7 separate regions of the Mus musculus genome follow, and all the other regions are linked to region 3. The links are chromatin loops, found by intact Hi-C in ENCODE. Cell type or tissue: heart. All regions are shown on one strand.

Evidence for each region. Hi-C counts contacts between places; a loop is a spot of excess contacts. Peaks named below come from ENCODE experiments on the same cell type or tissue, not always from the same donor. Only the 100,000 strongest peaks of a DNase experiment are listed, where the experiment ranks them.
Region 1: a loop joins it to region 3, with 2.6 times the contacts of the local background. A loop is called at or near these places in 2 of 42 quality-filtered maps.
Region 2: a loop joins it to region 3, with 3 times the contacts of the local background. A loop is called at or near these places in 10 of 42 quality-filtered maps.
Region 4: it touches region 3 in a loop (6-fold over the local background); 32 of 42 quality-filtered maps call a loop at or near these places.
Region 5: it touches region 3 in a loop (6-fold over the local background); 38 of 42 quality-filtered maps call a loop at or near these places.
Region 6: a loop joins it to region 3, with 2.8 times the contacts of the local background. A loop is called at or near these places in 13 of 42 quality-filtered maps.
Region 7: a loop joins it to region 3, with 2.7 times the contacts of the local background. A loop is called at or near these places in 2 of 42 quality-filtered maps.

What each region holds. Positions count from the first base shown.
Region 1 is chr10:86,350,152-86,354,151 of GRCm38, forward strand. Syn3 (synapsin III) reads right to left here. Exons shown (of 14, transcript NM_013722.3): 6 at 1,400-1,489. Among named protein-coding and RNA genes, the nearest start is that of Timp3, 52 kb to the left of the region's middle. In heart, no CTCF peak of the experiment used is centred here; no DNase peak of the experiment used is centred here.
Region 2 is chr10:86,181,531-86,185,530 of GRCm38, forward strand. The region is part of intron 6 of Syn3 (synapsin III); the gene reads right to left. It overlaps Gm35636 (a long non-coding RNA gene), which reads left to right. Exons shown (of 8, transcript XR_003949028.1): 5 at 1-4,000. Among named protein-coding and RNA genes, the nearest start is that of Gm35636, 22 kb to the left of the region's middle. In heart, a CTCF peak has its summit at 834 (motif pointing right); DNase peaks (open chromatin) are centred at 831 and 1,761.
Region 3 is chr10:86,063,152-86,067,151 of GRCm38, forward strand. It overlaps Syn3 (synapsin III), which reads right to left. Exons shown (of 14, transcript NM_013722.3): 11 at 1,645-1,779; 12 at 811-898. Among named protein-coding and RNA genes, the nearest start is that of Gm51812, 3.9 kb to the right of the region's middle. In heart, a CTCF peak has its summit at 1,865 (motif pointing right); DNase peaks (open chromatin) are centred at 1,990, 2,710 and 3,700; H3K27ac peaks cover 375 bases.
Region 4 is chr10:86,294,440-86,298,439 of GRCm38, forward strand. The region is part of intron 6 of Syn3 (synapsin III); the gene reads right to left. Among named protein-coding and RNA genes, the nearest start is that of Timp3, 4.0 kb to the right of the region's middle. RefSeq lists an enhancer at 1-2,978. In heart, a CTCF peak has its summit at 1,935; a DNase peak (open chromatin) is centred at 1,952; H3K4me3 peaks cover 951 bases; H3K27ac peaks cover 1,545 bases; H3K27me3 peaks cover 873 bases.
Region 5 is chr10:86,461,632-86,465,631 of GRCm38, forward strand. All of the region lies in intron 2 of Syn3 (synapsin III), which reads right to left. Among named protein-coding and RNA genes, the nearest start is that of Syn3, 35 kb to the right of the region's middle. In heart, CTCF peaks have their summits at 2,383 (motif pointing left) and 2,586; DNase peaks (open chromatin) are centred at 2,100 and 2,380.
Region 6 is chr10:85,966,494-85,970,493 of GRCm38, forward strand. All of the region lies in intron 12 of Bpifc (BPI fold containing family C), which reads right to left. Among named protein-coding and RNA genes, the nearest start is that of Rtcb, 11 kb to the left of the region's middle. In heart, a CTCF peak has its summit at 1,723 (motif pointing right); a DNase peak (open chromatin) is centred at 1,718; H3K27me3 peaks cover 574 bases.
Region 7 is chr10:86,339,403-86,343,402 of GRCm38, forward strand. The region is part of intron 6 of Syn3 (synapsin III); the gene reads right to left. All of the region lies in intron 2 of Timp3 (tissue inhibitor of metalloproteinase 3), which reads left to right. Among named protein-coding and RNA genes, the nearest start is that of Timp3, 41 kb to the left of the region's middle. In heart, no CTCF peak of the experiment used is centred here; DNase peaks (open chromatin) are centred at 429, 769, 1,939, 2,349 and 1 weaker place; H3K27ac peaks cover 2,986 bases.

The sequences.
Region 1 (4,000 bases), 290 kb after region 3:
CTATGGCTCTACTACTCTCAAGGAGATTAAATATTTGTCTAAAATCTAGTCAGTAGACTGGTCTGTGATTAATAATTATCTACTTTGAAGACAAATTCTCAATTTTCTCAGAATATTTACACATGTTCCATAGTCAGATTTTTGTCATTGTTGTAACCAAATACCAGAAAGAAATGACTTATAGTGAGGACTATTTATTTTGTTTTGGCTCCTGGTTTCAGAAGCTTTGGTTCATTGTATCCAGGAGGTCATGGTAGGACCAGCAGCATTCATTATTGTAGACCAGAAGTAAAAGAGGATGAGCCCAGCCTTCTTTCATTCCTTTTTATCCCATCTGGGCCCTTCACTCCATAGATGATGCTAAAAGATCCACATTCCAGGCGAGTTTCTCCTGGCTCTGTTAATCCCCTCTGGAAAGGCCCTGACACATACCCAGAAAGTTCATTACTAATCTGGCTGCTTTCATTTCAGTTAAACTGATAATTCAGGTTTACCTACACTTACTCACACCAACCAGACATCCTTGATTCTGTGACTGATAGGTTATGGATACAGTAGATAGACAATCAATGAGAGCCTCTGACTGGCTAGATTGCTCCCACGGAAGCCCGTAGCCCTACCTGACAGGGCCTTCAAAGAGGCCTGTTCAGCTCAGCAGCCAGAGCCTACGATTCTACAATCCAGCCACAGTCTTTAGCTATGGTGAGTCCATCCTGAGACACCTACTCCCTTCATGATCAAATTCACTGATCGAGCACCAATACATAAACAGATGTAGTAGGCTGAGCCCACGAGCTCAGAATACTTCTACCAAAATTCCAGCTGTGGACACAGAACTCTCCAACTTACTCAGAACGATATTAATCTTAAACCTTCCAAATAGATAGTGAAGCCGCATACTCCAACTTGGCCCCAATCGACTCCCAGAGGTACACTCCAAGGAAAGGAAATCGAACACGTAAGCACATTGCTCTTTAATGATCAGCTCAAATAGAATAACACAGTTTTTATTAAAATTACACTGGAAACCAGGTCCCAGGAAAAGTGCATTGGAGATAACATTTTACCATAAAAATGCCTTTTCCCTTTATACTCCGCCTCTGGCTCAAGGATGCCAGCTCAAGATGTGCCTTGATGTGTTAAGAATTAACAGAGTTTCACAGAATGCCAAGTACTTTTGTCACTTGTCCTACTGCCTGATTTATCCTAGAGAAGTTGAACCTTCCTCGAGGTTCCTCAAGAAACACTATACATCCCCACAAGCACAGGACATGAAGGCTCTCATGTGGAGTCCAGACAACCAGGAAGCGAGGCCTGAGCAGCCCAAAGTGACTCAGAAGATAGACAAGCAATAGTCATTCTGCATTATAAAGATAAGCAGAACTAAAAAGGCACTCACCATTGGCTTGTGGTTGGGGAAAAATGTTTGCTCCACTAGTGGAAATTTCTCAGGACCCAAGGAATGGAAGATCTTAATGAGCTGAGAAAACTGGGAGAGAAAAAGGAGAGATCATTAGGCAGCTAGGGTTTCCCACTAGGATCCAGGAACCCACTTGAACCTGGCCTTCAAGTGCCTGCCCTGTGCTAAGTTCTAGAATCTGTTGTCCACCACTAGGATTAAAAGGCACCCTCCTTGGTTAGATATCATTTCTCTTTACCCCTTGTGCCTTGCCCCCTGACCTAGCAAGTTAGCAGGTAACTGGCTACAGTTAACCACATTTTACAAGCTCTTAACTGCATTCTCAGCCATTTAACACAAGGTTCTTGCCCACAGTACAGTCTTCTGGGAGTCCTGCAATCCCTCTGCCTACAATGTCTATCTTTCTAGGTAGGACAGCATTGTAGGCACTTTGTGATACTCACTCTGAATCCAGACTCTCTCATTCAAACTAAAGAATTTATTTCCTGTTATTTACTAGCTATAAGACCTGGAGGAGCAGGGGTCAAGTGTAGGTTTCCGAATGTCACTTTCCTAATTTGTACATTACAAAGTTGGGATGGGATGGTAATGCTAGTGGGAAGCATGGGGGATTTGGGACATAGAGGAGGGGGGGGCATCAGGAAGGCCCCCTGGACCTATGCTATAAGAGAAAGAAGGGTGTTTTGTGTGGTCAAGGAGACACAGAAGGCCTTCAGTGGCTGCCGTGGCTGTAGCCTCAGGTGCAGGGCATGATTAGAAAGCTGGCAAAGGGTGGTCCTTATGAGCTTTAAAAGGCTGGACCAAGGATCTCATTCACTCCAAAGGCAAAGGGAAATGACAGGCAGATACCAAAACAACAGCTCGGACTCTGCAAACAGGTATCTGGTGGGTAGAAGAAGAGCCATGTTTTGCTCCAGAGATGAAAAATCTGAGAGAATTCCTGCTCCGCACTGGGCTCCTGTGCCCAAGTGTGCAGCAGAGCCCAGAGTCATTCTTGGAGAACTTGAGAAATGTGGGGAAATATGTTTGAGGGTATCACTCATTCTATAGATAAGGAAGTTGCAGTGCAGCTTATAGCTAGGCTCATGGGTTATGGAGAAGAGAGGCAGCACTTGCTGCCAGCCAGCTCTATGGGCCTCAGTTTCCTCGCTTGTGCAGTAGAGATACCTGCTTATCAGGATGTGCATATTGGGGCTGAGTACAGGACATAGTGGATGCGAGTGAAGCTGCTGCTATCAAAACCATGGACTGTGTCCTTCTCGTGGTACTCAAACCATAGATTCCATGGGTCTAATGACACAAAGAGACCACAGCTAGGGTGACTGTAGCCATGACTATCAATATGTATTACATGAACTCAAGATTCAACAAATATTGAGTGCCATCCCAGCGTAGTCACAGTCCATGTGTAAGAGGCAACAATTGTCCCAATTTCTCATATGGGTATGCTGTGTACCAACCACCATTACATACACTTTACATGCTCCTACTGAAAACCAGGAAGAACCTATTATTATCATCCTTTTTAAAAAATAAGGACGCTGAATTTAGAGAGGTTAATGAAATTGCTTGAGGGCACACATTCAATGGAGAAACTTGGCCTTGGGCAATCTAGCTTCAGAGTCCAGAACAATCAGTGCCCTTCTCGCCAAGGTGATGACAGATAGGCAGCCAAACAGGGTCGATAGGCCAGAGAGCTGAAGCAATTCATAGCATTTTCTCTTCACCTTTGAGTTGCCTTTGTCCCTGAGGTATCAAGGTATGTATCATAGGACTGATAACACAGTTGTCACATTTGTTAATAGACTGTTCCAGTAGAATAGAAGATTGATCAAGCAGCAGACACTCTGATGTTATCACTCTGTGTGTGTGTGTGTGTGTGTGTGTGTGTGTGTGTGCATTGCTTATACTAATGGAGATAGATAGTAGCTAAAGGAATGATGTCATTTAGATGCAGACCCAACTGTGGGATCACAAAGTTCAGTTAGGGACAGAGAGCATTTGAAAGAATGGAAGAGGGCTGGTATTTTAGGAAGCCCCTTCATTTTTGATGATGGTTGGATGGAAACCTGAGTAGAGCAAATGAATGGTTGAGACTAGGGAATCCATGGGGAGAAAGCAACTGTTAAGTTGGAGAAAGAGGGCTTCAGAGTCTGACTTCACCATCCACGAGCCCTAAGACCCCAGGGTTTCTTATCCAGCCTGAAAGTAAGCCTCCTCGCTAGAGCAGAGCCATGAAACCATCGTCAAACACTGATAGCATGGGTACCTCTCAAGGGCTTCTGGCACTCATAAGTGTTTAATAACGTTGAAGAGCAACAATAAGAACATGCTAGAATGTTAGAAACCGGTAATATATGTTTGTTTTTGTTTGAGTCAGGGTCTCACATAGCCTGGTCTGGCTTAGAACTCTTAGTACATAGCCAAGTCAGTCCCTGTCTGATCCATCTGCCTCCATCTCCTAAGTGCTGTGACTATAGGTATCCACCGCCACATCTGGTTTATGAAGCAGTAGAGGCCGAGCCCAGTACTGTATTAACTGAGCTATAAGTCATCAAGATTAATATTCCTGTAGCACAG
Region 2 (4,000 bases), 120 kb after region 3:
GGAGTTCAGGGGAATAAGGAGCGGTAGGCTAGGGATGGGAGCTCACACAGGGCAGGCATTCATATGGTCCTGGCCGGGCAGGGGTGGGGGTGGGAGGGCAAGGCAAGAAGGGCTGAAGCCTATGTGGAAAGAGTTGGAATGGAGCAATGGAAGGGAAGATATTCAGATCCCAACTGGCAAGCAAGAGGGAGCCCCTGAGGGTCTGAGAAGGAGAGTGGTAGGAAGGGCAGTGAGTCTTAGCAGAAAGCTCTCACAGCCTGTAACCTCAGGCAAAGGCCTGATTCCTGGGCTGCCTTGCTATGCTCCTTATGTAAGCACTGTCTGACCCTGCCAGGCAATGCAGAGAGAGTCAGTTGACATGCCCACCTGTCCTGGTTCTGTGATGAGCTGGGTGACCCAGGGCAAGTCACCTTACCAGGGATGAGCCAGATAAACAAACAGCTGTTCTAGACAGTATAGACAACATCTAAAGCAAGTATATAGCAAGTATAGCAAATCTGTGCTCTTTCTAGAACCTTCCTTATAAGGGTCTGCTTCATTCACCAGTTCAATGATGATTCTTACAGCAAGGGCAATTAGGGGTTAGGGATCTTAAGACAAGATTAAGATGTGGTACCTCCTCGAAACTAGCTGCTTCTCAAAGCCACCTTAAGGGGAGACTGCAGCCAGTTGAAGGCAGATCAAGGCTTCTTAGAAGTTTCTCTTTTTACCTGTTACCTGTAACTCCAAGCCAATGAGCAGGCAAACCATTACCAGGTTCTGATTAGTACTGCTTGCAGGTCACCCCATCTCTAGAACAGTAGCAGGCAACTGGACCTGGGTCAGTATGGCCACCAGGTGGCGGTCTCCAGAACTTACTCAACCTGCAGAGGTTGCTGGGAAAGTGCCCTCTGTTGTCATGGAGGAGAGCTGCCACTTAACAACTTAATGTGGTGAGTCTCATCTTCAAGCAAAACAAAGAGCTTAGGGAAAGCACATAGGAGTTAGTGTAGGAGGAGGGACGTCTGGGCAAAGGAAAATGACATGACATGACATGTTGCCTCATTCAATGCAACAGAACTTTCTGGATTTCCTTCCCTGGACTCTCCCCAGCCCCAGGTCTGCATTTATGATTCTCCTGGAACACCTCCTCATAACATATGCCATGCTCAATTTACATCATATGCTTGCTTGTATCTCTTACAACTGGGATCACATCCATTTCCTCTTGGAAACACTGGTGCCGACACAGGATCTGCCCAGAGAAGGGATTAAAGTTCTTTGTTGAGTGAATGAAACTTACTCTATAGACAAATTTAAAACAGATTTGCTTGGACACCAATGCCCTGGTGAGAAAATTCGAGACCATATATACCCTCATCCTTAGCCTTGGGAATTGCATGGGAGAGATGCAGCTCAGGGTTCCCTAATGTGACCCACTGAAAGATGGACTGGCATTGAATTCACATCCAACTCTGCCCCAAAGATGTTTATCTTACTTTTATCACACAGAGTAGCAAGGCAGAAAAGAAAGTGAATCTGGGCTCAGCTGAGTCTGAAACCCATCGGAGGAATGCATAGTGTCTATCTATTTTGTGTTTTACTTCACTCCCATCTCTAATAATGGAGAGGCCTGAGTTTTAGAGTCTGACTGTTGGGGTAATCAGGCTCGGTCTGCTTGTCTATCATCTTTACTCTCTTGTGCTGCCGGAACCTCCACCTTCCTGCTGGAACTCTGGTAGGGAGGAAAGGCAGCATAGCTGCCCAGAGGCCCAACTTCCTTGCAATCCAGTCCAGCTGAAGCCAGCCCAGGGACAAGCTCAGAGTCCCTCTTGAAGGAAATGATTCAGAAACCACGGTGGCCTGGCAGCCACTGTAATTCATAGTACATCAATAGGGGAATTATGTGTAGGGCTGAGAACACCAAAGCGCTCATTTCTTTCCTTCATTCCCTCCTCTCTCTCTCTCTCTCTTTCTCTCCCTCTCCCCCCTCTCACTCTCTCCCTCCCTCTGCCTCCCTCTGCCTCCCTCTGCCTCTCTCTCTCTCTCTCTCTCTCTCTCTCTCTCTCTCTCTCTCTCTCTCTCTCTCTCTCCCCCTCCCTCCTCTTCCTCCTCTTCCTCCTCCCCCGCCTCTTCCTCCTGCTTTTGCCTTTGCCTTTCTCCTTTTGGCTGTAAATCAATTCCAAGGCAGCCCAGCACATGCTTCTCATTAATAGCTTGGGCACCACCTTGGAAGAGAAAACAAGACAGAGGAAGACTAGGATATAAAGAGACCCACCCTACAGAACGTGTGTACTAGTGTGTGTGTGTGTGTGTGTGTGTGTGTGTGTGTGCACCCTCGTGCATATGCGTGATTTTCATCACATTATGTCAACTCCAATATCTCCAATTTCCAGAAGGAATGGTCAAGGAGAAAGTTTAGATTTGGGATAGAAGTTTGAGCATGCCACTTCAATTACTTTTGTCTACTGACCGGTGAAGTGAGACCTAAAAGGGGGTGGAAGTGTCTGTCAGATGTCCAACTCAGGCACTTTGCATCTGGCTGCAGAGACTGCCATTTTAGACTTCAAATCATCACATTTTGGACAAAGCGTGATTTCTTTCCCCATGAGTTGTAAAAATAAGACTTTATGTCTAGTTTTATACCCACTGCCTGTTATTTTTTTTTCTTATTTTCAAGAGAAGGGAGGATAGTTCTGTATGAAGTCATGCATAGAGGAGGCACCTGCACAGACAAAATTGCTTTTGTCTCACGTGATTGGCTGTCTCGGTTGAGTGACATGGGTGTCTATTGGCTTCTGAGTACCTCGCTCTGTTTTTCCTTTCTATTCCTTATCTCCTGCATTTCTGTCTCCTACCTGGTGCTCTGTCCTTGGCCCCTTCTCTTCACACATCTGAGTTCATGGGTTCAAGAGGTACCAGTCAGTCCAAGGTTTCTACAACTCTTCTGTAGTCTGCTCACCTTCTCTGAGGGACAGATGTGGACACACCCCTGCACCAGCAGCATTTTCTTGGGGACCACAAATGGAATTTATCATTTGCCGTAAGGCTTGCTGATTACTTGGGTTTGTTGCTAAGCAGCCACACATTCAGTATAGTGAGGGTTTGAAACATCATAGAATTGCTGGAATCTTGAAGATCTGGAAGGGCCTGAGATGGCATAGTGCCATGACTAAGTTACTTAACTCTCTGATTTCTTCATCTGCAAAATGGAGACAGCAAAAAGAATCTATCTCTAAAGGCTCTCATCAAGAGCAAATAAGTAGATATAACACCATTAGGAGAGAGCCTGGCACACAGAACAGGCTCAGGTGATGCTGAGCCTTTTTCAAGATGCATCTTGGCACACCTGCTTGCCCCATACTTTCTCACCATTTCCCAAAGACAACAGTCAATTGGCCTCAGGATATTCCCCTGGCTTAGGATGCTCTCCATACATCTAGGAACAAATTCTTACTAAGTGCTGAGGTAGAGGCCAGCTATAGGTTCCCTTAGAAGGGGCTAGCGGCTCCCTTTTGGTTCTCGGGGAGCATTATGTTACTGCCAAGTGGCTGATAGAACTGCATCCCAGATCCCAGTCACCACTTCTCCAGCATCAGCATCAAAATCCACCTCTATACACTTGCTGAGAAGTCTGTGCTGGCTTGGACCATGGTGCTTTATTTTATCTGCTCATTCTTATTGGAAGAGCCCCCAATCTCTCTCTCCCCCTCCCCTTCCCTGCCCCTCCCCCCAATTCTGTGCGAGTGTGTGCTCGCACACACACATATGGTCTTTGGACAATCTTGGTTGTCATTCTTCAGGCACTTCCCACAGTTTATGTGAGGAAAGGTCTCTCACTGGCCAGGAACTTCTTCAAGTAAGCCCAGCTAGCTGACTAGCTAACTTCTAGGGATCCACCTATCTCTACTGCCCCGTCTCACCATTACTGGCTTACAAATTTATACCATGACACTTGGATTTGTATGTGGGATCTGGGAATTGAACTCCTGTCATCTTGCTTCCAAGGCAAGCACTTTGC
Region 3 (4,000 bases):
CGTGCGTGCATGAGTGTGTGCGTGCGTGCGTGTGGTCAACCCTTTCACAGGGATTGCCTAAGACCACTAGAAAACACAGATCTTTACATTACACTTCATAACAGTAGCAAAATTAGTTATGAAATAGCAACAAGCATAATTTTGTGGTTTAGAATTACCACAACACGAGGAACTGTGTTAAAGGGTTGCAGCACCAGGAAGGTAGAGAACCATTGTCTCCAGCAATGCACTTTTATTGATTTAATTATTATTTAGTTGCTCTGTGTAGGTACACACCCTTGGATGTACACGTGGAGGTTAGAGGACACTGAGTGTCTTTCTCTATTGCTTCCTACCTTACTCTAGCCCAGTGGTTCTCAACCTTCCTGATGCCGTGACCCCTTAATCTAGTTCCTCACATTTCAGTGACCACCTTGCTACTTTATAACTGTAATTCTGCTACTATTATGATTCACAACGTATATGTCTGATATGCAGGATATCTGATATGCAACCATAAAGGTGTTATGACCCACAGGTTGAGAAACACTGCTTTGGACAGCATCTCTTGTTGAGCCTGAAGCTGACCATTTGAGCTAGACTAACCCGTTAGCCAGTTCCCAAGAACTGCCTGTTTCTCCCTTCCTCCAGTGCTGTAGCTACAGGCATGTTTGCCTATGCCCAGCTTGTTACTTGTGTGACGGGGATTTGAACTCATGTCTTCATGCTTGCACAAAAGGAGTTCTTCTCACTGAGACACCTCACAGTCCTCTGCACTGCATTTCAATGTTATTGAAAACAGTGTCTCTCTGTGGCTGACCTGTGGCTTACCTTGTGGAGGTGGCCTTGGCTGGGGCTGTCCTAGTAGAGGTCCTAGCTGGCCTTGCCCTGGAGATTTTGCAGGTTTAGTCTGTGGACCCTAGAGCAAGAGAAGAGAAATGATGCCAGTGGCTACAGTATTTCTGGTGGGAGGCTAAGCCTTATATAAGCCTTAAAAAAATCACCGATGTAAAATCCATGATGCGCAATTCTTCAGTGTAGCTCATGATAGATTTTTAGAATAGATTTTTAGGATGCTGCAAATGCCTCCCCCCGCCCCCTGGCTCCCAACAGCCCCTTGAGTTTAACTACTTTCCCCCTGTCTATGAAGAGATGAGTTTCTGTGGAATAAGGAGGGGCTGGGGTTGGGGGCAAGATTTGAAACTTGCTTTCCCAGAAGGCTAGCAAGCTGGTAAACTTTTGAAGACTGGTCTGGTAGTCCCTGCTAAGGCCTGAGCAGTGTGTGTGTGTGTGTGTGTGTGTGTGTGTGTGTGTGTGTGTGTATTGTGAGATTGCTGGTTTGGGGGGTGGGGAAAACTGAGACACAATAGTTTCTATTGACCTGTGCACTGGGGACATAGGGCATCTGTGTACAAGTATTCTTGCACACACCTCTGCTCAGGTCCAACATGGGAACACAGAGATGAATGTTGCTAACAATCTGTCTAAAGGCTGATGGGACAGTTTTCTTCCTAGGGAATATGAGGCTCTGAGAGGGCCCCTGCAAGGCCCTTCCTGCCTCTGTCCCCAACCCATTCTACATGATGCCAGCCCGGGGTTATCTCCTTTGGATCCTAGGGGCTTTCATTCCAGAGCCACTATTCTTTGTTCTCAAGAGAACCTTACCCAAGGTCTCAGAGGTGAGGGCACCGTGGCCCCTGGCACCAGGAGTTGGCTCATCTTGGAAACGACAAGGTCAGCCATTAGCTGCTTGTCTTCTTCCACGTGTTCTCCAATCAGGGGCATTGAACTGTCCATGACCTAGTGGGGAGGGAGCAAAGGAGGCTGAAGGACCCTGAAGAGGGCTTCAGATTCCAGGAATGTTGACACTGGGCTCAACACAGAATGACCACTAGATGGCAATGTCCTCCATGCAAAGTGCCCAGCTGGGTCCTTCCTGATGTCTGGGCTCCCTCCCTGGATTCAGTTCAACTCAGCCTCCACAAGCTGGAGTCCAGCAACGTGACTGGGGCCAGGAAGCATGTGTTGACCTTTTCTGTACTTTTCTTTGGGGCGTCGGTCTCCACCCCCTCATTTCCCAACCCCTCATTTCCCACTCCACCGTCCTCCCAGGGCTGGGGCTGGCCCTCTCTCTTCTGGCCCAAGGTTAAAGATGTCCTCAGAACTGGGAACTAGTGGGGGCTCAGTTATAACAACAACTAAAAATTTGACACAGGCTGGAAGTGACCCAGGGTTAACAGAGAAGACAAAAGAGGAAAGACATTTGTCTCGGGGCTCCTGGCAGGACACAGGCCTAAAATGAAATTCTCCTTGGAAATCAGCTGTCCTTAAGGAAGAAGGGGTGGCATTATGGGAGGTCATGTTGGTCAGTCTACTTTTGGAGTAGAAGGGGAAACTGAGGCTCAGAGATGTGAGTCAGTTGATCACTAGGTATCAGCAGCTGATGGTCTAAAGGGAACATAAAGTCTTGATAGACCTGTGACAAGGCTGTGTTCACCACCTCTTTCCTCTACTGTTGGAATCCAGTCTTCCCCTGTCTGTCACCTGATTCACCCTGACAAACCCACTCTGCCCCTTGCTCAGCTCTGGGGTCATTGGATATTCTCACTGCCAGACCCTGTACCCAGGTCTCTCTGCCCACCCCTCTCCTGGCTAACTCCTTATCCATCATGAAACACCAAGTCTGCCTTTCCTCCAGAAACCCTTCAGGACCCAGGAGCCCCTCTGTACCCATGTCTTTGCTGAGCTCACTCAACTGTCCCATTGGAGGGCTTTGTCCCAGAATTATCATTGGCCATGTGTACCCACAGAGTCAGGGTGGCCTGTGTCCTGAGGTGGGTGGGGGGAAGTTCTTGCAGTAAGCTCTGTTCACCATGGGAGGGCTTGACAGTACAGTGTCACCGAGCACTGGTGATATATGGGATACTATTCTAAGAACCAGGTATAGATGACGTCAGCACTATCTTCAGGTATCACTTTGCTGGGCTGGAGATGTGACTACAGTACTCACTTTGCATGCTAGGGGCTTCCACCCCTAGCAGCCATGACTCCAACATTCAGGAGGCAGAGACAGGGGCCATCAGAGGTTCAAGGTTTTCCTACATATTGAATTTGAGGGCAGCCTGGGCTACATGGGACCCTATCTCAGAGTGAGTCTTCGAGGATTTTTACTGTCTCCTCATCAGTGGTGAGGAGACAGAGAGTTCTATAGCAGCAGGGACCTCCTAAGCAAGCACTGGGCAGCTCTGACGTCACATGAGGCAGCCAGGGTTCCAGGCCTGTGTTCTGCTGTGAACTTGCCTGGGGGAAGTCTCTTGTCTTTTCCAGGTCTATTTTCTGTCAACTGTAAATTAAGGGTTCAGGCGGCTGCTAAGACTCTCCTGACTGTGACTTTCAGGGGATTTTGAGTACAAGCACCTGGAGTGCCTCAGAAATTGAAAAGCAAACTAGGGTGTGGGTATGGATTCCAGAAGGGCCTGTAAACTGTCCCTAAATGGATCCCTCTGGGGTCACGGGCAGTCTCCAGCAGCAGTTACAAAGGTGCTTGAGTCTGTCCCCAATGCTCCCGGGCTCCCAGCACCCTGCCTGTCCCTCTTTCCTTTAACCTTACCCATTGTTTTCTGCCCCGGATCAGTCTCTACATTCTCTTCGGAGAAATGGAAAATGGCCGCTACAAGGAACCTGAAGTCAAGAACTGGAATCCCCAACAGTGGACACACTCTCCCCAGGGAAACATTGTTTCCCAGTGAGCAAGGTCATTCCCTGGGCCAGATCAGAGAGGAAGAGGTCCCGGGTGTTTCCCCTGAGCACCCTCACAAATGTGTCACAAGTACTACAGAGACAATATTTTTGGATCTCTGCTCCCTTGTCCCCCTTACTGGGAAAGATACATTTTAGATTCCCAGGAATAAACTCCCTCTCTTCTTGACTCCACCCCAAACTCCAAAGGAAAACAATTCTCTAATGTTTCTGAGGAAAAAAAAAAAAAACAAACAAACCAAAAAACAAATCTGAAAGCCAT
Region 4 (4,000 bases), 230 kb after region 3:
AGATCTGTGAGACGACGATGGGCAGCAAGAGAAGAGCCGGACAGAGAAGGAGAAAAGGACTGGGGCCGCAGGGCCAGTTATGGCGCTGTTGGCACGGTCTGGGGAGATTCTCCAGGTTGGATTCAGGGTGGGAAAGACTTGTAGAGATGTCCAGTTCAAGGCTCTCTAGGACACGGTGGCAGGTGATGTCATCGGAGGGAATGAGTAAAATGCTGGAAGCGACAGGAGGAAGAAGACAGTGATTTCAGGGCAGGTGAAGTCTGCTTATGTCATAGGACTTGCAAGTAAGACTGTCACAGGAGGATGGACAGGGACGGTCAGGAAGCCAGCGGGGACACTGTGGCCTTGTGCATCTTATTTCAGTGCACACAGCACACTAGTCAGTCAAGGCCAGGAGAGAAGCTGGGATCAGGCAAGGTGAGAGCAGAGGCTAAAGGGGAAAAAAGCAAGGATCCAAGCCCAGAAACCTGAATTGCTGGAGGTCTGCCACTGAGGCTGAAGGTACCTGTCAGGAGCTAGAAAGTGACAGGCCGGAGGCAGAGGAACTTCCACAGCCAGGTATCAAGGAGGCGGCGATGCCCTTTGGACAGTGCAGCACAGGACAAGCCAGTTCCAGTTGTGTCAGGCTTCACCAAGGCAGGCTCAAAGCACCTTTGCAGAAACATGATCCCCAGCCCAGTGTGGTGGGCAGGAGCCTGACCACAAGTCCACCCTCTTCTTTCCCTGAGCCCCAGCAGGGCTGGTTGGCCAAGACAACCCTGTGTGGAGCTGAGTCTGATACCTTCAGAAAAGCCACAGCAGGGGCCGGGGTGGGGGTGGGGGCGAGGGTGGGGGTGGGGCTAAGTCCTCATTGTTAAAGGCAAAGTGCAGTAACCCCAGAGGCATAAGGAACACATTAAACTAGGCTTGTGGGGGAAGTTTTGGTCCCTGCACTTCATATTATCCTTTGCAGAAATAATTGACTGCCTGAACATACAGCCATTAAAAGAAAACCAAGAATTGGAATATTTAACTCGACTTCCCATTTCCCACCACCCCAGAAAACACAGAACACAAAATGTCTCTACCACACACATGTGTTTTCTGGCTTAAAATTCCTGGGAATAGCTGTCTATGGAAAGAAATACTAAAACCCCAGCATTCACGTGAACACAGGCAGAGACCTTACAGAGGGGTCTTCGCTTCCCTGGCAGGGCTGGGGGTGGGGGAGATGGGGGAGAGACGCCCTACGAAGATTTTACTGCCATGAAATTGGTTCCAGATGGAAGCCAGGAAAGGTGTTTACTCTCTGCTGGTACCAGGCACAGAGTGAACCTTAAGCTCCCACCTTCTTAGGCTCCTAAATGCCCCGTGTTGGGCAGCGACTCTGCTGAGGGTCTGGCTAGGGCTCCTGGTGATGGGCGGACCAGGCTGTCCGTTGCTTGGAAAAGGCTATTTTGAATATAATGACTTTCACATGTACTGTGGGTTTGGGGAGAAGCGCTGTGGTTAGGGTCTAGAGCGGGAAGGGAGGGAAGCCGAGGTACTTCCTTATGTGACAGTAGTCCTGACCTAGGCTTGTCAGCACCTTCTCCGGGTTGAACTTCCAGAGCCCCACTTGGAACAGTGGGACTCTGCCATCTTATGCTGTGTTCTCAGACCTCCATGTGGCCCCCAAATTAGTGATTCACAAGTGTGTCGCTTCCCAAATGAGCCTCTCTCCCTGACTGACATGCAGCCGGTCCAGGGGTGGAGGAGCTCAGGCAGCTGCAGACCCAGACGGGATGTTGACTGAGAACTTTGTGGCCGTCAGACGGGAAGGGATCGTTTCACCCACTCAAGGCACCCGCACCCCGTTGTCTGGCGTGGATATGTCCCTTTCTGGGCCTGCGAGACCAGCAGGCTGAAGGCTCAGGGAATTGGTGTTTTCTGGCTTACGGCGCCCCCTAGCCTTAGCCAGAGGGATAGGCTCGGTGAGTCCCTCTGAGGAGCTGCTGCCTGTCAAGCTCAACTTTGAGCCTCGGGACTAGTGTGGACTTCTGGGTCCCTGCAGCCATTAGTGAACTGAATCTTGCTGCCAATGCTCTATCCTCAATGGGCTTACACTTCAGGAAGAGAAACAGGTAGATGAGCAACCATATCAGAGTCAGCTACACGCAAAAAAGAACCCAACTAAGGTGCTGTGGGGAATCCGCTTGAAGGGGATGGAAAAGGGTCAAGCTAAGGAGGTAATATCTAAATTGAGACTGGAACGGTGTGCAAGGGTCCACTAAGTTTTGAACACAAAAGACACAGCTCTGGACCCTTTAATGCTTCCAATCCAAAAGAGAACAGAAAGATGGACTGGTAACACCAAGAGGCTCCACCAGAAACAAGACCCCAAGTCTCTCCTGTACCTTTATCAACACAGTCTGCACAGCCGTCTTTTATTTTAAGCCTGTGTCTAGGAAGACAGAGTAGTGTGGGAGTGTAGGAAATGCTGAGAGTGAGGTGGGTGGGCATGCTGGTTTGAGGTCAAACCTGCTCACACAGTGAGTTTTATCTTCCTTCACGTCCATTCACCTCAACTTTGAGAATTTCCCATGGAGTAGTAGACTTACTATTATTGTTGTTATTATTATCAACACCAAGGGACATCTTGCAGGGAATCATAAAGTCTAATCTTTTATCCAATAAACATGGAAACTGATGCATGAAGTGACTTGTCCACTGGATTGGAAGTATGACTGACTGTTCAGCAGCCATGTCTATCACAGGTCTCAGGTGTGGATATGTTTCCTTTCCATCCTAGCCTGCTTTTCCTCTCCAGAAAGGAGGTATTCACACATCTATTTGTAAAACGTGCTTGGCATGTTTTCAAAAGGTATCATGTAATAAGGTAGAAAGGGAAACAGGCAGTAACCTCTGAGTTACACAAAACTATACAACGCTGGTCAGCTCAGAGGATCTGTTAGTGTAGACAAGAACCCTTAGGCAGTACAGATAGCTCTCCACAGGCCAGCTATGGGACTTGGAAATACATTTATTCCATGCCCTGGCCTGGAAGACAGCCCTGTGGATGTGATGCAGATAGAAGCTAAGGAATCAGGGTTCACAACATGAACTTGGCTCTGCCTCCAGCTGAGTGTGGGACACTGGGTAAATTCTTTCTTCTGAACATTATTTTTCTCATGTTGAATATGAAGTTCAACAGTCTCGGAGCAACTTTGTATCTTCTTCAGATGCCTGAGAAAATACCCCCTACAGGTCTACCCTCTGAATTTTGATACATAGGAAGTGAACATGCTCTTAACGTCTCTAGAAAAGTTCCAACAGAGGGACTAGGTGAGCCAGTTAGGTTTGAGGACAAGCCAGGTGTTGGTTGAAGCCTCTTCAGCTCGCCCAGTGTCATAAATTTGTCATTGTTCTCAGCCACCAGAAGAGATAAGCAAAGCTGGTATCCCCATTCTTACCCAAGCTCCAGGCCCATTCAATCTTGCTCACTAAATAGACTAGCAGAAGCAATCCTTACACACTATTAGCCCAGTGAACAACCTAATGTCCAGATGGGTGGCTTCAAGGCACACCTGCTGGAAGGACCTACATGAGGACTCAGGGAGCCCCGTCATCTTGTTCCTAGGATCATGACTACGCTGACCTTGCAGAGGTGAGCAGAGACGAGCAGTTCAGCTTAGGCAGAAGAGAAAACTCCTGACCAGAATGCTGTAGGTATCTCCTGAGGCCCTCAAATTCTGAGTGAGTCCGTGCTGAAGAATCAAGGGAGAAACAAATCCAAATCAGCAGCTTTCAGGATGGAAAATAATCAGAAGACACCCAGGCTTTGCTAAGGAAGTAGCCCCCAGAACAAGACACACTTCAGACGTCCTCTCTTAGGACATCTGCTCTGTGACACGTAGCGCAAAGTAGCTGCCTGGCGATTGTCTTGCATTCCAGAAAGGCTTTCTCTTGGAGGAAAAACAAAGGGCACTTTGGACAAAATGGTCTTGCAATAGGAAAGCAGAGAAGAGAGGCCTCTAGCCTG
Region 5 (4,000 bases), 400 kb after region 3:
TGTACATGTGCAAGAGGTAGTCATGTGTGTGTATGTATGGGGTGTGTGCATCTGTGGATGCCAAAGGTAAACCTCATGTGTTGTCCCTCATCTCCTGCCCACCTTCTTGTTGAGACAAGATCTCTCACTGAACATGGAAATTACCAGGAAGGTTAGAATAGGGATAGACACCGAGTCCCAGGGCTCTTGCTGTGTCCGGGTCCTCATTGCTAGATTACAAGCGTGTGCCACCACATCCAGCTTCTTATGTGTGTTCTGGGGATTGAATTTAGGACCTTCTCAGACTCTCCTTTCTCTTTTAAAAACAATCCTAAGCATTCACTTTTCATGGACTCTAGCATACTGATAAAGAGCTAAGATTTCATAGTATAGGGATTAGAATTGTGACCCCTTCCATTATGTGTGTAGTACCACTGACTACCAAGGTCAGGTACCTGCAAATTCATAATGTCACACTGATTAGACAGGGAGAGGGACAATGACATGCAAAGACCGTGCACTGATTGTGCATTGAACTCTAGATAATATAAAGATGACTGAGCAACCCGAGGAAAAGTCAATTACAACCTGCTGTGATATGAGCCACAAGGCTGTGGTGAAGAAGCTAAATCAGGGAGGTAGCCACCAGCACTGTGAACAAGACGTTCGTGTCAGATGTGGTACCCGGAAGAGGCAACATCTTCACCTATTGAAGCTTCTAAGGATGAACAGAAGTTGGCCAGGTAAACATGGTAGGGAAGGGTATTTGGGGGAACAGGAGCAGAAACTGGTAAGGTGAGTTGTGCTTAGGAATCACTTGTCTGCAAAGCAGGATGTAGAGCTGAAGACATACACAGAACCAGTGTGTGTGTGTGTGTGTGTGTGTGTGTGTGTGTCACATGCTTGTGACTTTAAACTCAAAGTTTAGGCTTGTGATGCATCACCAAAGGGTGGAAGTTGATTTGTTTTCAGAGAGGATGCAACGATGCTAGGTTGGAAGGTAACCAGGAGACAAGGTCAAGACTGGAAGCTTGAAGCCAGGGCAACTGCTGGAAACTCTAGGCAAGGAAGCCAGTGCCTGCCGGGGCAGCAGGCTGAAGGAAACAGCTTAGAAACTGACTTGCGTGCTCACGGGCATCCCAGGACTGACTGCTTTGTCCCATCCCAGAGGACAGACCTGCTACCAAGCCAGACCTCTATTAGGGTGGCCAGAAGCTCCCTAGAGACCCAAGGCATGGCTAGGTTCACCTCCACAAGCTGCATCTTAAAGTACTCCGCCGTGAACCCTTGCGGCAAAGCTGTCTTGGGATCTCAGTTTGTTCTCAGAAAATGCAAACACTATAAACCTGATCAAAATCAAAAGCCTATGGCTGAGAAAGGCTCAAGGGGAGGACACCCCCACTACTCTTTCTCCCAAGGGACCGGCTGTCAAACTGCCTTCTAAATATGTTTATACTCATAACCGAGTGCAGCTCTCAGCCTGGGGCTTTTTTCCCCCTAGAGGATGTTGGTTAATGCAAAGATTAATATCTGGCGCAAGAGCTGAGAATATGTGATTGATGAGCATAATCATCAATTGATGATTATTGATGATCCATAGTTGGGACATCTATATCATTCCCTGTCAAGGCCTGGAAGCATCATAGAATTTAAGAGTGGCAGGATGCGAGGGTTGTCATGAAACGTTGTCACCCCAATATGACATTGTCACTGTAACTATGGACACACAGACCCTTCCACATTCAATCAGAGAGAGAGAGAGAGAGAGAGAGAGAGAGAGAGAGAGGGAGAGGGAGAGAGAGAGAGCACCAGTGTCCACAAGATCCCACCCTTTCCTGAGGCGCTGATGACTGTTAATGGTTGCTGTGAGGGGGTGTGTCATTTTCTCTAAGGGTGTAGCTACTGAGGGACTAGATGGGAAGAAAAATAAGGAAAAATAAATGCAAGGTCCCTTTCCCAGGGATCTGGCCATTTCTCAGGTGGAATTGATTGGACCCACAGATTTAAATAATCTGCCAGCTGGCCTCTGAGAAGAGGCGTGGGTTCCCAACACACTCTCTGCTTGCAAGGAAACCTCATGAGGCAGCTTGGCCCTGGACCAACAGAGAAAGACAGTTTGCAGGGCTGAGTCTGAGAAGGGTCAGGAAGCGGACAGCAGTGTGCCCCTGGTTCTGGGTGTGGGTGTGGGGGGTAGGGTCACTCTCAGCCCTGACAGTCGAAGCCCCTCTCATTATCATCTCAAAAGGGAAGGAAGAGGCTGTGGGAGCTGGTTTCTTCTCTTTTCACAACTTCTCCTTCCTCTCTGGAGACCTTCACACAAAGCAGGAGAGGCTGGGAAGAAGCTGGACCTGGAGGCAGCTGGCTCCGCCAGGATACATTGGACCGTGGGGCTAGCCTGCCACCTGCTGGCTAATTTTGGTAGCTGTAGTCAGGCAGTTTTGGAGACTTCTACAGGTAGGAGAGAGAATCTTCTGGTGTCTGCAAGCTGTTAGTTCTGGAAACAGTCTCCCTATGTAGCAGAGGCTGGCCTTGAACTCCCAGTCCTCTCAGACTCTGCCTCCTAAGTGCAAGGATTACAGTTGTGCCCTACCACAACCAGCAAGACCGATTCGAAGGCACCCAGGGAACATTAATTTGGAGAGAGCTGGGAATGCCACTGAGATGGTAAGAGGTTAGGAGGGCATAAAGATGTAAGAAAGGAGTTTGAAGGAGAAGCTGATGAACCTGTGGTAGGAAGTCTCCCAGTCACAAACATTCAGTGAATATGTGGCCAACTCCCAGGTAAGCCCATGAGTCTCAATTTCTTTTCCCCATCAAAGGGCAAGAAGCGTGCCAGAAACCAACCACTGTTGTTCTTAAGACCCAATTGAAGTGTGAGCAAGTGATAGATGTTTCCACACACCACTCAGGGCAAAAGCATTACCTCCACCATGACTTCCAAGGGAGCCGCACCTAAGCCTTCTACACTACTTATTTCTATACATTAAGGAGATCGATGACCAACGTCAAAATTTAAATGCTACTTGACTGGGGCCACTAGCTGGATCCCAGCCTTGTTCACTGTACCTTGTCACAGTGTCACAGGCTCTGTGGGCAGATAAAGAGCAATAATATCTACTTGGCAGGTGCTAAGCAGGAAGGAATGGCAATAGGAAGCCAGACACAATGGGATGGACCCTGTCCTTTCTGCACAATACAGGGGACAAAGGCATAAACCAAGAATGCCTGGAAGGTGTTGCTGCCATGATTAATGACATACAGAGAGGTCCACAGTTCTATACAATAGTATGAATATATGCTTGCATGCCACTTGGTAGTTACCCAAGGACTTTTATATTGACTTTCATGTTATCTACTTCCATAAAGCCCCGTGAGGAGACAGGTATAGCAAGTCACAAGAGCTACAAAGCTGGGAGGGAGTTGAGGGACAGACAGAATGTGGCCTAGTTGTTTGTTACCATACCACACTCTCCATTATTAAACTTCACTTCCAAACAGGAGGCAACTTTTCTTGTCAAATAGCTGAGGCAGAGGTAAGACAACTAGCACAGAATAAGGTCCAATGTCTGGTTAGGTGCTGGGGAGATGGCTCAGTGAATGAAGTATTTGACTTGCAAGCCTTAGGGAGACTGGAGGTTAGATCCCTGAACCCCTGTAAAAGTACGGAAGGCATAGTAGCCACCTGTAATCCCAGCCCTGGGGAGGCAGAGACAGGGAGTCCTGGTGGTGCAGGGGGGTAGGGCGGGGAAACCAGTTAGCTCGTCTAGCAAGAGTTGGTAAACTCTGGGTTCATCGAGAGATTCTGCCTCTAAATAAAGTGAAGAGTGGCTCAGAATGACACCTGACATCAACTTCCACCTTCTATACATACAGCATATTTGTTAATGCACGTACATGCACCCACACGCGTGAGCACACACATACATACATGCATGCACATCACACACAGATATGCTTGTAAAAAGAAAAGGTTGGATTAGATAGAAACGGAGACTCCGTTGCTGGGTAAATGGGCAGGAGC
Region 6 (4,000 bases), 97 kb before region 3:
GGAAGATCTTGCAATTAGTGGGGGGGGGGGGAGCCCTTCATTGTGCAGGCTAGAAAACTGCAGTCAAAAATGAACAAATGGTAAATGTAGGATAAGAACTCAGGACCTACCTCTCCACCTCGAGTCAAGGCTGGCTCTGAACTCCTCAGCCTCCTGAGTGCTGGGACTGCAGCCCTGTGCAGTACACCTGCCTAGAGCCCAGTTCTCCTGATGTCCAGACATTTCCCTGTTCCTTAGCTTTCGCTGGCTCACAACTGCTCAGGTCTGAGCCTCATTTCTATTTCCACTTTCTCCTGAATCTGCCCATCTCTACCTTGATCTTCTGCAGTCCATCTTCTGTGTCACACCCAGGGTAAACTGTGGTATGGATGTGTCTGATGAAGACACTCCCCTGACCAAAACTTTTTAATGCCTGCAGTAAAGTCTAAGCCACTTGCCTGGCACCAGAGACTTCCTTCTACCTTGGCACCCATTTGCCTCCTCCATATCAACTATAGATTTTTTTGCATCTTGAATTTTATATTCATTCGCCTGGAACTATGAAATGTGATGTTGTTTTATGCACCAAACCTCATTGAACTAAGGTTTAAAAAGGTATTGGCACCAAATACATATAAAAAATGCACACAGAAAAAAACAATACATATCCACCTAAAATAGCATTATAGCCCCTGGTCACTGCAGTTTAACCCTGTCCATGGTCAGAGGCATTTTCTGTTGGTTGCATTTGGATACATGTGATGTACTTTAGGCTGGAGTTCCCAAACGTCACCTGAGAGAGAGTTCCTTCCCTGACACATTTCATGATGTTTTGGATTCTCTGCTTCACTCAGGATGTTTTCTATTTTAGGACTGGGCCCCCTTTCTTTCCTTTTGATTGGCTAACCTTTACTTTTTACAATTCATCATAATTATTATTGTTCGTATTTATTATTAATGTGTGTGTGAGTGTGAGTGTGTGTGTGAGTGTGAGTGAGTGTGAGTGTGTGTGAGTGAGTGTGTGAGTGTGTGTGTGTGTGTGTGTGTGTTTGGAGGTTGGAAGTCAGCTTTTAGGAACTGGTTCTCTCCTTCCACCATGAGTCCCAGGGATTAAACTCACGTTGTCAGGCTCTCACCGAAAGCGCCTTTACCGGCTAAACCATATTGCCAGCCTGGTCAGTTCTTTTGAATATCTTCTCTGCTACCTCTTCTGAGAATCTTTCTGTGACTGCAGTTAAAACACAGATCTTCAGGGAGGCATCGAGTGATTATCAAGTACTATCGTGCTAGTAGAAATTAGGTTTGAGATAGTTTCCACCTCACAAGAAATACTGCAAACCTTAAGTGTGGCACAGAGCAGAGATGACGTCCCTGGCACTGATCTTGGAGGATCCTCGGGGCATTTAAAAAGGCTCTGTTGAGTACGTAGGAGGGAGGTGCCTCCCCTGAGCATGCAGTCTACTCTCCTGTGGAAATCATGTTGGAACACTGTTGTAAGGCTCCTTTCTTTCTCGACCTGTCTGCGTCTGCGTGTGCGGCCGCCTTGGGAGCACCTGCTATGAGAGCGCAGGCGTGGGAAGCACATGAACTATACTCTGCCTTTTTCCTAGGGCCACCTTAACCTCCTCTGGCATGCTCACAGCTTCCTTTCCTAGGGGATTCTTGTCTCTAGCTGCAGAGACACTGTGGTAGGACAAAACTACTGCCCTGGTTCTGAAAAAGACAATCCCAACTCAGACCACTAGGTGGCGCCCGACTCCAGTCTTCGAACTATCTTCTATTTGGCCATCAGCTGCTACTTGGAGCAAACTCCAACTGCTGGGGGACATAAAGTGACTGAGAAGGAATCGAGATCAAAGGGCCCTTCCGTGAAAACAATATTCTCTTTTGGGCTAGGGGTGAGACACAGTGACAAAGCCCACTTAGTATGTTTGTGACACAGGGGTCTATCTATCCCTTGCAACACAACACACACATGCAGGTGCACAGGGAATATAGTTCACTTAAAAAGTTTTAGAGAAAGTTTATTACCTGGGTTGGAAACCAGAGTAAACTCTTAAGCATAATGTGAGGCCGTTTGTGACCTGGATCTGTATGGTGAAATCGGTGTAACAAAAGCCAAGATGTAAGGTCAAGGGCAGGGGTCCTAATGAGGTCACTCCTCCAACCGAGTCCCAGGGGAGACAAGGAAAATCAGTCCTACTATTCAATGCCCTATGTCCTCCTGTTTCTGTTTCAGTCCTGATGGGTGAGATCTAGTCTTAGTGATTCTATTTCTAAGAGTGTATGTTGAGTACATATCTCAGAGTATCTCAGCTCTAAGCATGGCTTGCTTGGCCCATTAGGAAGATGTTTCTTGAGCACCTAGCACTCGTCAGTTCAGGGGAAGGTCCTAGAGGTGACTGTGGGAACAATCCGACCCAGCTAGAGTTCTCAGGGAGCCCCACAGCCTGGTGGGAAGTTGGGGAGCATTGTTGACAAATCCCAACAATTAAAGTTTAACTACAAATTGAGGTAAATGCTCTGGCAGGAAGAAAGGAGTCCTCAAGTCACATGACAGAGGCACTTGAGCTGGCTTCATAGATGTGGGGAAAGTTCCCAAAGACAGACTTTTTGAGCTGAAACAGGATGGACAGAGTTTAAACTAGAGGGAAACTAGAAGGGAGAGGGAAGGGGGGCTGGCAGAGGTCCTTGGAGGGAACAGAGCCCCAGAGAGGGCACAGGAAAATGGGGCTGGAGAGCCAGATGAGGCTGTCCACACTAGGTGACCCCACCATGTGGAATTTGATCTTCACTCTAGAAGGCTTTGAGGATGCAAGATGATGGGCTGCAGTATGTAGAGATGACTGACAGCCAAGAGCATCCTAAGCGCTCACTGGATACAAAGTAGCCTAGACGCTGCTGTGTTTTTTTTTTTTTGTTTTTGTTTTTTTTTTGTTTTGTTTTGTTTTTGTTGTTTTTTGTTTTTTGTTTTTTTGTTTTTTTGTAGAATTCTTAAACTGTGTGAAAAGGGGGAGAAGTCAGTGTGGGCTAGGACTTACTGATGTGTTTGTGCGGTGGGAAAGACAGACAGTCTGTGTGGTGGGGAAAGACAGTCTGTATGGTGGAGAAAGAGAGTCTTGGGCCAAAACAAGTTGTCCTTTGAGGAAAGCAGTCCATGTGCACCTCTAGAATGATACTTTGCACCCACTAATCACTTGTTCCTCCCCCAGACTAGGTAGGAATCATTGTCCTTCTCTCTGTTCTCTGGGACAAGGCACAAAATAGGTGCTCAAGAAATACTTACTGAATAGATACCCTCACATGCGCCCACACACAGACACATAGACACACACACACACACACACACACACACACACACACACGAGAGAGAGAGAGAGAGAGAGAGAGAGAGAGAGAGAGAGAGAGAGAGAGAGAGAGAGAGAGATGGGTAGGGAGTACTAGCTGGAATTGGGGGTCCCTTTAAGGTTTAAGGCATTCTAAAGCAAAGTTTTAGGAAGCTGGGGAAGCTGGCTTGGGGGTTTGGGAACTAGGAGCAACAGTTGAAGAGCTTCAATGCTAGACTGTGGTGCTCTCCCGAGGCGTTGGGCTTCCCCACTCTTCTCTGACCCCTTCTTCCCCTTTTTTGCCCGGCTTCTGCTTCTGGGCTGACCTTCTAGCCGAGATCAAACAGCTTGGCTCTCTCTTTTCCTCCTTGGGCAGCAGCTGAGATTTACAGCTTGCCTGTTCTAGGGTCTTTTTTTAAAACTCCAATACAATTGCCCTGGAACTTAAAACTAAACCAAACAAAACCAAAAACAAAACACAAAAAGATCCCCACCAGCTGTAGGTTTAACCTTCAGTTACACGTTTCTTCAGGGAGAAATACTAACAGGCAATGATTCCTCACTGCCTTAACCTTAGTACCTCCTGCAGCCTGGAAATTCTCCAGAGAAGGAGCCATTTAGAGTTTCTTCCTTTACCAGAGTCCAAAGCATCCTTACAACAGAAAATGCAGACTCGGTGTACCTGGACATGTGTT
Region 7 (4,000 bases), 280 kb after region 3:
TTTGCCACTTTAGGATTATAGTTATATGAGGGGAGAAGAGACATGCACTGACTAGTCACAACTCCAAGATAGTCCATATGAATTGCCTGCCCTTGTACTAGTTGGTGATCCTTGCAGCTTTGAACATTGAGGTGGGGGTGTTTCTGACACATCCAGAACTTGGAGAATACTTCCCATCTGATGAAAGAGATAGAGACAAGACCCGCAGGTCTGAAAAATCCTCAGAGGAGGCCAGTGTTCAGACCCAGATTGGACTTGTCTTGGGAGTGAGGGGTGACTCACTCCTGGGTGGAGCCCAGCTATCCTAGAGGCTGACCTTCAGGCCTCTTTATTCCCTGCTGAGGTCTGTGGCTAGATGCACTAATTCTGTGGAACCTGTTGCTCTGGCTTCAATTCTGGAAACAGTCCCAGGCTCTTGGTTATGTAATGTTCAGAGTCAGCCCTGGCCAATTGCCCTTGGCTGCCTGAGCTTGGTCATGAGAGCAGCTCATGTCTTCAGACAGCCGGGAGGCCAGCAGTGGGTGGAGGTGGGAAGCCAGTAGAGTATTTAGGACCCCAAGCCCTATTTTGCAACCTCTGGTGGTGGGGAAAGGAGAGCTAGAGCTTCTGACCATAGTGGAGGCCCCTCCCCTGCTATGGTGCAGCAACCTCCATTGTCAAACACTTCCAGGTTACTGTAGAGAAATCGCTGGGAGACAGGAATTCCTAAACTGGCTTGCTTTCCTTCCTGCCTTCAGGGCTTGGGAGCCCAGTTACCAGAGACCTTGCTGTCAGCAGAATGCCCCTGGTTGTTGTCACACCCACTAGTGGGAGTTGTTTGGAGGCTACATAACTTTCACCCACCAGCCTGCCAGCAGCCACTCCCAGGCTAGCCTGCTCAGACTCTCTGTTCACTGTTCTTCAGCTGGGTTCATGGTATCAGGGTGATAGGGTGTTCTATATAGTCATCTCTCACTTATTTCTGATTAGGTTCAATGGGAAATGGTACAGTCAGAGTCATGCATTTTAATTAAGGGCAGATGAGAATCTCAAGTTGAGGCATTAGGGCACCTTCCCTAAGCATATGTGGCTTTTGATGTGCAGCCTGCCAAAGGCGTAACAGGAGTTTCTTGGAGGCGGGAAGCTTGTACAAGCTGGTGAGGTGGACACGACTCCCCAAATCGCCCTGCTATTTGGCTTTCCTCATTAGCCATAGCTAATGTCTTTCATTCATTTTGGTTCCCTTCCCAGCCCTGTGTTATGACGCACAAAACCTGCCAATGCCTTTTTATCTAGAGGGACCATCTGCTTGCATGCCAGAGCAGGTACAGATAGGAATTTGAGTCTGCCCATTCATCCCAGTCCTCTTCAGCCCCTCTGTGCTTAGCACTGATTGGGCTGTAAGATGGGAAGAAAAGGACACGCTCGTCACAATTATTAGATGACTTTAGTAAGCAACGTTTATTGAGCATATTCTATGCCCCACAGTGATCTGCTAAGTCTTTGTATAAATTAGCCTCATGCCACGTTTGTCAAACAGCCTCATATTTATCTTCTTAGTGGTGAGGCCACAAACACTTGAGAGTTATGTAACAGGCAAGAGTTTAGGACTAGAAACTGGAAAACTATAGGGTTTTTACTACCTGGTCTTGGAGGACAAGGAGATTAACAAAGTATGGAGCCTGCAGGCAGACTACTCATTTCTGCCCACTGTGGGGGCTCCCCTCACCTGCTTACGTTGAGTTCCCTCAGGGGGACTTAAAGGCCAGGATGGGTTTGCTGGTATGTGATCTGACAGGTGTGCAACCTGCAAAGGGTGTATCAGAAGTATATTCAACTGCTGAGGCTGGCACTGGTCCCTAGGAGGTCTGTTACAGTGGATTAGGCTACTCCAGAGGGTCTGATATGGAAGCTGGGCAATGCGGGAGCAGGATTGGAGGAACTCGGAGAACAGAGAACATGAGAAAGTCAGGGTGTCTGACCTCTAAAGACAGGCACATGGTCTTCCTTCCTTCTCTCAGGCATGCCTTAAGTGCACACAGACCCCACAGTGTGTGTGTGTGTGTGTGTGTGTGTGTGTGTGTGTGTGTGTGGTGTGTGTGTGTGTGTGTGTGTGTGTGTGTGACAGGAGGCTTTAAGGACATTGTGGGAGCTTATTGTAAACCCTTACTTAGAGATTAGCTGGGATTGAGTTGTGGGGCAAAGGTGGAAGTTTCCAGAAGTGGCCTCTGTCATTTGTGGGGGCCTTATCTCCTATTAGGACCATGGGAAAGCAGTTTGTTTTGCCAGGGGCTATTGTTTGTGCAGTGTAGACAAGCTTTCAGGCAGGCTGCAAGGGACAGCACGTGGGGGACATTATGTCCCAGTTGGTCCCAGGAGGATCCCAGGGAAACATGTGCCGGTCATGCGCTTTGCTTGTCCTAACTGGGGGCAGGACAGATCTGCCGGGCAATTGGAATGTGCTGGGCCCTTTCCTTAGTGGTTTGTGGAAGCAAACGAGCGCCAGCAGGGTTTCCTCCAGCTGCAGGACCCCTTGACCTTCAGGCCTCAGGAAGCCATTGTCGTCCAATGCCTGAGACTCTTATGGTGCAAGATTCTTATCGAGCCCTTGCTGAGACCTACTGTGTTGTCGTCCACTAAGCACTTAGTGGAAATATTTACCAAAACCTGAAACCGCATGAACAGTTTACCTGGCGCGGAAGTCAGGGTGTCTTGTTCTTTGCAGGCCATGGTGATGGTGCTGCACACATCAGGAATCTTAACTGTGTTTCCTGTGGAGTCAGATGGGTATCACCCAGCAGCAAGCACATCATCATTCTGGTCTGCTCCCCCATAGCGGACTGAACCCCCACATTCTGTTACTTGTTCTGTTGCAAAGCCCCCAGGGTAGCAGAAGGGTTCAGAAGGTGTCTAAGCCATCAGGACAGGACACTCTGTAAACAAGCAGAGGCCTGCCTCTCTAGATTGTGAACAGACAGCCTCGTGCCCTGTAGACCACCTGACTCTGCTAGCCACCTGCCTGTTAGAAGATGAGGACAAACAAGATGATAATAACAACAGCAGCAGCAACAAAACAAAACCCAGCCCATCAGGTTTTACGTAGCTGGGTATTTGTGAGGCACCAATGGGGTACGCTGGCTGGTATTAATGACCTGAGTAACTAATAATGCATGCTAAGGAATCGTTCTACTGCAAAGCTCTTAGCATAGGGCTAGTGACAACCAGATATTCAAGGCCCTTAGAGAGGTAAGAACCAGGCCTCAGTGTCCCCCTCCACCTTCCCTCTTCCCTGTCTCACAGATGACAGTGTGGCCTCAGTAGATCAGGGCTTGTGTAGCACACAGGGACTCATTCTAGAGTCACAGAATGTGCTCAGTCTCTGTTAAAGTCACATGGCCAGGCATTCCAGTCACGTTGTGACACGAGTCTCGCAAAAGCTAGAGATGCGAGAAGCCCCTGCTGCTGTGGAAGCCCTGGGTCTTAAGCTTCAAAGGCTGCAAGGAGAGATAGAGACAGATGACCGTTAAGACCACAGACTATGCGTTATCTTGCTTGGACTTTGTGCCCACTGTTTACCAACTGTGTGACTATAGACAAGCCTCTAAGCCTGTCTAAGGTTCAGGCCTGAACCTTGTAAAGTGAGACCAAGGCTCTTTCCTGCCCTCTAAGGTCCTGGGCATCCGGTGGCTAGATATTTTAGCAGTAACCTACCTGCAGTGTCACTAACCCTGGGCCCATATAACCCTGTAGCCGAGGCTGTTCTACTTATCACTGGAAGGTTACCAACATCCCTGCTCTGTGTCTGCTCTCCTGCCACGGTGTCTTTGACACGTTGTCAAGGAAACATATTGTCTTGTGCTTCAAATGTTTCCAAGAGGTGTAGCCACTCCGCTCAGTCATGTTGCAGATGAATTTTACATAGTTTAACCTAGTAATAATGATATCCTTAATTAAGAAGTTTTGCTTTGGCGGGAGGGCTTTACCTTGAGCAAAGAAACTCAGCGCCACGGCAGAAGCTCAG